Linked DNA regions of Homo sapiens: region 2 is linked to region 1. Evidence: chromatin contacts called from ENCODE Hi-C or POLR2A ChIA-PET data. All regions are on one chromosome and are shown on one strand. The core of a region is the stretch at or near the end of the contact, and the rest is flanking DNA. Distances in the headings are between cores, read along the strand shown. Region 1 holds the start of TMEM62 (transmembrane protein 62). Region 2 holds the start of SNAP23 (synaptosome associated protein 23).

Evidence for each region. Hi-C counts contacts between places; a loop is a spot of excess contacts on that map. ChIA-PET counts read pairs that join two places held with the same protein, here RNA polymerase II (POLR2A). Pooled maps may share reads with other maps.
Region 2: a loop to region 1 is called in a pooled map, with 3 times the contacts of the local background. The contact joins the promoter of SNAP23 here to the promoter of TMEM62 in region 1. A Hi-C loop is called at or near these places in 1 of 168 maps with a recorded cell type or tissue (CD4-positive, alpha-beta T cell), 1 of 37 single-sample maps with no recorded cell type and 7 of 50 pooled maps. POLR2A ChIA-PET finds 5 or more read pairs at or near these places in 1 of 52 experiments (endothelial cell of umbilical vein).

What each region holds. Positions count from the first base shown.
Region 1 is chr15:43,130,680-43,135,397 of GRCh38, forward strand. TMEM62 (transmembrane protein 62) reads left to right here and starts at 2,907. Exons shown (of 14, transcript NM_024956.4): 1 at 2,907-3,303; 2 at 3,578-3,689. The coding sequence starts at 3,124. It also overlaps the pseudogene SPCS2P1. RefSeq lists silencers at 2,695-2,754, 2,975-3,374, 3,565-3,776.
Region 2 is chr15:42,493,340-42,498,086 of GRCh38, forward strand. It overlaps SNAP23 (synaptosome associated protein 23), which reads left to right and starts at 2,295. Exons shown (of 8, transcript NM_003825.4): 1 at 2,295-2,374. RefSeq lists enhancers at 1,968-2,511, 2,512-3,055.

The sequences.
Region 1 (4,718 bases), core at 1,657-4,156:
ATCACGAGGTCAGGAGATTGAGACCATCCTGGCTAACATGGTGAAAACCCGTCTCTACTAAAAATACAAAAAATTAGCCGGGCATGGTGGCGGGTGCCTGTAGTCCCAGCTACTCAGGAGGCTGAGGCAGGAGAATGGCATGAACCCGGGAGGTGGAGCTTGCAGTGAGCAGAGATGGCGCCACTGCACTCTGGCCTGGGTGGCAGAGCGAGACTCTGTCTCAAAAAAAAAAAAAAAAAAAAAAAAAACAACATATATATATATATATATATATACACACACACACACGTGTATACATTTACTCAGAACAGGCAGAAGCGGATAAGATGGCAGCAGCAAGCAGCTGATCAGGGTGGGAGAACCAGTGGTAGTGGAGGCAGTAGTGGGGCTGGCGGTGGTTCCAGGTGCGGCACAGGCAGTGGCCATAGCAGCTTGTTGGATAAGTGGAAGACAGATGATAAGCCTGTAAAAATTGACAAGTGGGATGGATTAGCTGTGAAAAACTCTTTGGATGATTCTGCCAAAAAGTTACTTCTGGAAAAATACAAATATGTGGAGAATTTTGGTCTCATTGATGGTCGCCTTACCATCTGTACAATCTCCTGTTTCTTTGCCATAGTGGCTTTGATTTGGGATTATATGCACCCCTTTCCATAGTCCAAACCCATTTTGGCTTTGTGCGTCATATCCTATTTTATGATGATGGGGATTTTGACCATTTATACCTCATATAAGGAGAGGAGCATCTTTCTTGTGGCCCACAGGAAAGATCCTATAGGAATGGATCCTGATGATATTTGGCAACTGTCCTCCAGTCTTAAAAGGTTTGATGACAAATACACCTCTAAGCTGACCTTCATCAGTGGGAGAACAAAGCAGCAGCGGGAAGCCGAATTCACCAAGTCCATTGCTAAGTTTTTTGACCACAGTGGGACACTGGTCATGGATGCACATGAGCCTGAAATATCCAAGCTCCATGACAGTCTCGCCGTAGAAAGAAAAATAAGGCCGGGTGCGGTAGTTCACGCCTATAATCCCAGCACTTTGGGAGGCCGAGGCGGGCAGATCACAAGGTCAGGAGATCAAGACCATCCTGGCTAACACGGTGAAACCCCGTCTCTACTAAAAAATACAAAAAATTATCCAGGTATGGTGGCACGTGCCTATAGTCCCAGCTACTGGGGAGGCTGAGGCAGGAGAATGGCCTGAACCTGGGAGGTGGAGCTTGCAGTGAGTCGAGATCGTGCCACTGCGCTCCAGCCTGGGCGACAGAGCGAGACTCCGTCTCAAAAAAAAAAAAAAAAAAAAAGAAAAATAAAATAGCCAATTCTAAAAGTAGCCCTCTTTCTGTTGGATCTTGCTGAATTACTGGTTTGTGGGGTGGGGGAGATAAAAAGAATTTAAAATGGATAAAGTAAAAAAAGTTTAAAAATCCCTGTTTTGTCCTGAAATTTTAGTCTGTTCTGGATAAATAGGATTTTCTGAGAGAGATATGAGAAGTTGTAGCTCTGATGTCTAGCTGTAGTCTCCTGGGTCTGCTGATTGCATTATTTTAATTTGCTTTTCTGGGAAAGCAGTTTTGCTAAAAGCTGTACAGACTTTCCTTTGTACCTAGTAGTACTTTATATAGTATAGCTTTGGGCTATGTAGCATTTTAAGACTCAATTAATAAAAAATTAATCTGTTGCTGACTCTGTTAATTCCTATTTCCACATGTATTTCCTTGAAGAATTCAGGATACGACTTCTTGTGTATGACAGTTTTCCTTCACACACTATTTTTGTGGGTGTGTATATATCTGATTTGGGGAGAATTTAAAAAACACATAGCTTTTTAATTTGTTTGAAACAGACCTTTTGCCTGTTACATTTTGTGCTCTTAACCAATTAAAGAAGCCAATGACATGTTAGTTTTATATTGTGTTTTCCACTAGTATATCCCTGTTGATTTGTTTGTGCCTTTTATTAACTGCCATTTTCTAAAATTTTTTTCAATAAAGGGAAGACGTGAAAAAAATTACTCAGAACAGCAATATATAATAAACAATTAAAAAATCAACAATAAGGGAGTTGTTAGATAAATTAAGGTAGGGCTGAATCTAATTCTCCTGGGTCTGGCCCATAGGAAGTATTTAATACTTATTAAATGAATGGTATACTACCGTGTTGCAATATTATTTACTCAGGTGCATGTGAAATCAGTTTAAGGGAAAAATAACTTTCACAAAACATAGGAATTACATCTATAGAAAACCTATGCTGCCGGGCGCGGTGGCTCAGCCTGTAGTCCCAGCACTTTGGGAGGCGGAGGCGGGAGGATCGCTTGAACCTAGGAGTTCCGAGGCCAGCCCGGGCAACACAGACAGATCCCAGTCTCTACAAAAACTATATTTAAAAAATTAGCTGGGCGTGGTGGTGCGAGCCTGTAATTCCAGCTACTTAAGGTCAGGGAGGTCGAGGCTGCAGTGAGCCATGATCGCGCCACTGCATTCCTGCCTGGGGGATAGAGACCCTGTCTGAGAAGTGAAGGAAAGGGGAATGGTAGAGGGAAGGGGAAGAGAAAGAAAAGAAAACCTATGGAGGTACGTTAATAATCAGAAGGGGCCAGAGGAAGCCACCTGACACATTTGTGAGACAATTTAAAAGGCGTTCTCATACATTCTCACTTTGATACAACAACCCTGCAAAGTGCGCACGGAAGGTGTTATTAACTCCGTTTTACAGGTAAGGAGATCGACCCACTGAGGTCAGGAGTGACTGACCAAGGCGGAGCCAGGACTCTAGCCCCCGCCTCCCGGCCACTGGTCCCGGTCTCCTTCCCCGCCACCACTCGGCCACCGTCATTGGTGTTCAGAGTTTCGGTTCTCTTTTCTGTGATCGTATTACTTATGCAAAACGAGCCCAGTCACTTGCGCGGCCAGAGAGGGGCAGGTGCTGGGCGGCGGCTGACGGGCGCAGCACCCTAGGCCCAGTGTCTGGCTCCAGCCCCGCATCCGGCGCCGGCCCCGCATCCAGCTCTGGCCCTGCGACAATAGAGTCCGGAAGTGCAGGCAAAGCGGCTCCCGGGAGCGCCGCGCGGTCCTGCGCGGGATCAGCGAGGGCCGCGCCCCGGCGGGCGGGCGGCATGGCTGCAGTGCTGGCTCTCAGGGTGGTCGCGGGGTTGGCGGCCGCAGCGCTGGTGGCCATGCTCTTGGAGCACTACGGCCTGGCGGGCCAGCCCTCGCCGCTGCCGCGCCCCGCGCCCCCCAGGAGGCCGCACCCTGCGCCAGGGCCCGGAGACAGCAACATCTTCTGGGGCCTGCAGGTGACGCGGCGGGAAGCCGGGCCGGGAGGCAGGTGCAGATCGGGCACCGTGCGGTGGGACCCTTGCGGGTGTTGGGCCCCACGCTCCAGGCTGGGGACCTCAGTCAGATTGTAACTCGAGGCTCTGTCTAGTGCTGGCCCTGTCCTTACCTGGGGGGTTCGTTATGCATTGCCTCTTTGCCTTTTCCTTCTGCCCGAGAGAGCCGCTGAGCCGCCCCTCCCCATGCTGCCTCTTCCTGGCTCAGATCTCTCTGTTCAATACCTGTTTTCGGCAGATATCCGACATTCACCTGAGCAGGTTTCGAGATCCAGGCAGAGCGGTAGACTTAGAGAAATTCTGTTCTGAAACTATTGACATCATTCAACCAGCTCTCGTCCTAGCAACAGGTAGGGAGGCTTGCCGTGCTGTGGTGGTGGTCTGTGGTCCGCATGGTAGAACTCTAGCCAGGGCTGTGGCTTTTCATTTTGGGGACGTTGGGAGCAGTATAGCCACAGCCCCAGGTGAGCTCTGTGAGGTGGAAGAGATTGGACATTCTAACCCCTTTGCCTATGGATAACTGAATGAGTCAAGATCCAGGCAAAATGATTTGACGTAGCAAGGTTTTGTCAAAGCAGTAGAAGCAAGGCTCCTGGTTCTCATGTCAGTCTGTTGTCTGATATATTTGTATCTGGTTTTTGTTCTTGTTGTTGTTACAGTTCTGGTTGTGAGAATTAGGGAAAAGCCTGTAACCACGAATCAGAAGTTCTCTTCTTTTGCTAACTTTTCTATTTTCTTTACATTATTAATCTTATATTTTCAGTTGTTTGAGGCTTCCGGTGACCCAGGGCACTTTTTCTTCATCCTTTGATAGTTTTATGACTTAAGTTTTCTAGACTCTTCAAACACTTTATTTGCTTTCAAACTGTAATGGGGAGAAGAAGCTAAAGGAGCATCTATCTATCTTGCTTACTGGGGAATTCATCACTCATCCACCTTATTGAAGCATCTCTGCTGACATGAAAGGGTATCAGTTCTGATTTAATGGATGAGCCTCCATAAAAAGTTTTCTGTTTAGTTCTCTATAAATTTTGGTATTTTGTTGTCCAATTCCACCTGCCACATTGCTTCTTGCTGTAAAAATAATACTTGGTCAAATCACATATTCTGATTTTGTGGTTTGGAAAATATGGTTGCCATAGATATTAGGCAGCCACTCAGAGTACTGGAATTTCTTATAAATCATTTTCATTTTATCAGAGTCTATTGATGCATTTTGTACTGTTCTCTTTAAAGATTTTTTTAACAACCCATTTCGAATATCACAGGAGATTGAACAGGCATTTGCTAACCTATAAGAAACAAAGTCCTTGCTGAGAAAATCTTGTTAGTTTAGATGGCTCGATTTGGACATTGGTGGTCTCGTGAGCAGTTATGCT
Region 2 (4,747 bases), core at 1,045-3,544, 640 kb before region 1:
CTCTCTCTCTCTCTCTATATATATATACATATATGTGTGTGCGTGTGTGTGTATGTATGTTTAGCAGCACTGTTGGACACGATGCTAGTAGTACCCACCCCCGTTTCCCTGTCATCACAATAAAGCATCTCCAGACATTGCCAAATATCCCCCGGAGGACAAAATCGTCCCTGGTTGAGAACCACGGAATTATATCAATGACCATCACAACCCTAAATGAACTAATGAACTCAACCATACATTTTCTCCACCTCTGCCCTCAACAAGTGACTGCTGCTTGAGAAATTTACACAGGAGGGCAGAAAATGGTGAGTTCATTTTTGCCCATATTAAAAAGGCCCTCAATATTGCTTACCAGTCCTACAACATTCTTCTGTCAACTTGTTGTATTACTTTCTACAATATTCCAAATCTTCTCAGCTTTCCTTTAAACTCCCAATACCACCTCCTTTTCTATCAGAAGATGACCCCATCTTCAACTTCACAGAGAAAACAAGTCAGCAAATGAGAACTTTAACTTCCTGTTACTAAACATACAGAAACATACTTCCTCTCATAATTGGGGAAATATCTCCTCTCTCTCTCTTTCTCCCTCCCTGCCCTCTTCCAAAACCATTATTCTTACCAGTGTTTCGAACTGCCTCTAAACTGCCTCTATTCTTACCCTTTCAAGATCTTTGCCTACTGACTATCCCTTCTCTTCCTTTATTCAACCATTTTTTTCTCAGTTGAATCTTCCCTACCATGCTCAAGTTTCTCCTGTCTTAATTCTAACAAAAATCAAAAAAACAAAAACAAAAAATCTTGATCCTTCATCATTCTCCCTCCTTCCTCCCTGTCAAGGCCAAACTTTCCAAAAGCATTCTACAACTTGTCCCCATCTCTACATCTCCCCCACCTCCAAACTACTAAGTTGTTTTTTTCAACCCCAGCATTCCAACAAACAGCTTTCACTGAGATAATCAGTGACCTCTGTGTTATGAAATTAAAAAAAACATTTCTCAGGCTTCATCTTCCTTGATCCCTTAGGAATAGACTACTTACTCCTTGAAGCACTTTTTTTTTTTTTTTTTGAGATGGAGTCTGGCACTGTCGCCAGTGATAGACATTATGATAGTAATGTAGCTGGGATTACAGACACCCGCCACCACACCCAGCTATTTTTTCTTTCTTTTTTTTTTTTTTTTGTAGGGGGGACGGAATTTCACTCTCGTTGCCCAGCCTGGAGTGCAATGGCATGATCTTGGCCCACTGCAACCTCCGCCTCCCAGGTTCAAGCGATTCTCCTGCCTCAGCCTCCCGACTAGCTGGGATTACAGGCGCCTGCCACCATGCCCGGCTAATTTTTTGTATTTTTAGTAGAGATGGGGTTTCTCTATGTTGGCCAGGCTGGTCTGGAACTCCTGACCTCGTGATCTGCCCGCTTCAGCCTCCCAAAGTGCTGGGATTGATTACAGGCGTGAGCCACTGTGCCTGGTGAAGCACTTTCTTTTCTTGATTTCCAGCAGTTTATTTTATTCTTAGAGGTGCATGGAGGGGTTCCTGCAGCAAATAGTTTACAATAATCCTCCATCTGCTTAAAACTCTTCAATAGCTTTCAGTGCCCCTAGTACAAAGTGGTCTAAAATTCCAAGGCCTTCCAAGATCTAGCGATTGTTGGCCTTCTAAAGCTTTCTTTCCTCTACACTCGGGGATGTACGATTAGCACTAAGCCTCTAACAAGGATGAACTACTAGAAATTTCCAGAAGGCGTTATGCTGTTCTCGACATAAGCTGTTCCCCAGAGCCTGGAAAACTCTAGCTCTTTCTCTGCCGGATTTCCGGGGGAACTCCTACTTATCCTTCATGACTCAAGTCACTTCCTCCGGGAACCCTTCCAGACACCCCTAAGAATAAAACGCTTTGTTCATTATCAGCCAAAGGCGCCTCAAATTTTCTATGTGCTATGCACTGTATTCTATCCACTATAATTTGTTTACATATCTATATCTTAGTCTAGACATATTGAAAGGCGATGAAGAGCAGGGAAAGCACTGTATTCGCTTTCTTTTCTTCAGCGTTCATCCAGCACAGTGCCTGGCATACGGTTTGCCCTCAGTAAATGTTTATTGCATGAACACCTCCCAGCTTCGGGCAGGACTGAAATCTATCCGGTTAACTAGTGAATTCCCAGACTCTCCGTCTGCGTGGCAGGGACATTTAAACCCCCAGCACCGTGATTGGCTCCAGCTGCAGGGGTGTGTCTGTGTCCGCGGCGAACGGGAAGTGAGCAGGCGCGCGGGCTCGGCGCGCGCAGGCGCGACTAGGGTGCAGCGCCAGGTCCGGTGTTGGGGTGTCCGAGTTGCCGCCGGAGAGGAGTGGCCTCGCCCGCTTGGTGAGTCTCCAGGAGTGGGACGGAGGGAGCTGGCCGGGATGAAGTCTGAGACTATGTCCTGAGAAGAAAGAGTGTATCGTATTGGTTGAAAAGTTGGTGGGGTCGGGCTTAAGCGGAGGAGGGGGCTCTCTGGCCCTTACTCGGCAGATGGGCCCGGAGAGAGGACGGGAGGTGCCGGGAGAACATCGAGGGACCAGTGGAGGAAGGGTAGCTGGATGGTAATTCTCTGGACCCTTCCTCGAAATTAAACAGAGATCACTTTCCGCCCCTCACCCTTACTGTGTTGCTGTAGTTGACATTAATAGACTGCCTGTATGGTGACCACAGTGATCAGATAGCTCTGAGATAATGGCTTGAGGAAGGACTCTGAGGTTCCTGGTATTGGATAGCCCTTGCTCTCTAGAAAGGTTCAGCCTTACCTCGCGGCATTACTGCACAAATTAGAGGATCAGGAAAAGAATGAATTTCACAATTCGGGATTGGAGTGGTGGGGGGAAAAAGTACTGTAAAGTGTAGTTTCATCTCGTCCTTTTTTTCTTCTTTAATCAGTCACCACAATGTTAGGAAAGGCAGTTGATGGTAGGAGGAAACGTAAAGACATAAAAGTGGGAGAGGAAAAAAAAGTCAAGAAGGGAGTATCATTTTGCCTTTTGCTATTTGTCATCTCCTGGAATGGGGTCTGTATTAGTGCGTTCTCACACTGCTATAAAGAAGTACCCAAGGCCGGGCTTGGTGGCTAACGCCTGTAATCCCAGCACTTTGGGAGGTCGAGGAGAGAGGATCATATGAGATCAGGAGTTCGAGACCAGCCTGGCCAACATGATGAAATCCCATCTCTACTAAAAATACAAAAATTAGCCAGGCGTGGTGGTATATGCTTGTAATCCCAGCTACTCCGGAGGCTGAGGCAGGAGAATCACTTGAACCTGGGAAACAGAGGTTGCAGTGAACCGAGATCGTGCCACTGAGCTTCAGCCTGGGAGACAGAGTCAGGCTCCAACTCAAAAAAAAACAAAAAGCAAAAGAAATACTCGAGACTGGGTAATTTATAAAGGAAGGAAGTTTAATTGACTCTCAGTTCTGCATGGCTGGGGAGGCCTCAGGAAACTTATAATCATGGTGGAAAGCAAAGGAGAAGCCAAGCACCTTCTTCACAGGATGGCAGGAGAGAGACAGTGAAGGGGAAAAAGCCCCTTATAAAACCAGTATCATGAGAACAGCATGGGGGAAACCACCCCCATAATCCAATCACCTCTCACCAGATTCGAGATGAGATTATGAATAGCCAAACTGTATCATTCTGCCCCTGGCCCCTTTCTTTCTTTCTTTCTTTTTTTTTTTTTTTGAGATGGAGTCTCACACTCTGTCACCCAGGCTGGAGTGCAGTGGCGCGATCTTGGCTTACTACAACCTCCAACACTTCAAGCGATTCTCCTCCCTCACACTCCTGAGTAGCTGAGACTACAAATGTGTGCCACCAAACCTGGCTAATTTTTTTTTTTTTTTTTTTTTTGAGATGGGGTCTTGCTCTGTCGCTCAGGCTGGAGTGCAGTGGCGCGATCTTGGCTCACTGCGACCTCCGCCTCCCAGGGTCAAGCAATTCTTCTGCCTCAACGTCCCAAGTAGCTGGGATTACAGGCACCTGCCACCAGGCCTGGCTAATTTTTGTATTTTTAGTAGAGATGGGGTTTTGCCATGTTGGCCAGGCTGGTCTCAAACTCCTGACCTCAGGTTATCCACCGGCCTCCGCCTCCCAAAGTGCTGGGATTACAGGCGTGAGCCACCGCGCCTGGCTAATTTTTGCATTTTTTAGTAGAGACGGGGTTTCACTCTATTGGCCAGGCTGGTCTCAAACGCCTGACCTCATGATCCACCCACCTCATCTTCCCAAGGTGCTGGGATTACAGGCATGAGCCACCACGCCCAGATTCCCTGGCCCCTTTCAAATCTCATGTCCTCACAGTTCAAAACACAATCATGCCTTCCCAACAGGCCTCCAAAATCTTAACTCATTCCAGTATTAACCCAAAAGTCCAAGTCCAAAGTCTCATCTGAGACAAGGCAAGTCCCTTTTGCCTAGGAGCCTGTAAAATCAAAAGCAAGTTAGTTACTTCTAAAGATGCTATGGGGGAATAGGCATTGGTAAATGCTCCCATTCCAAATGGGAGAAATTGGCCAAAACAAAGGGGCTACCGGCCCTATGCAAGTCCAAAATCCAGTGGGACAGCCATTACGTCTTAAAACTTATTTTAATCTCCTTAGACTCCATGTCTCACATCTAGGGCACGCTGATGCCAAGGGTGGGCTCCCAAGGCCTTGAGCAGTTCTGACCCTGTGGCTTTGCAGGGTTCAGGCCCAGAGGCTGCTCTGCTG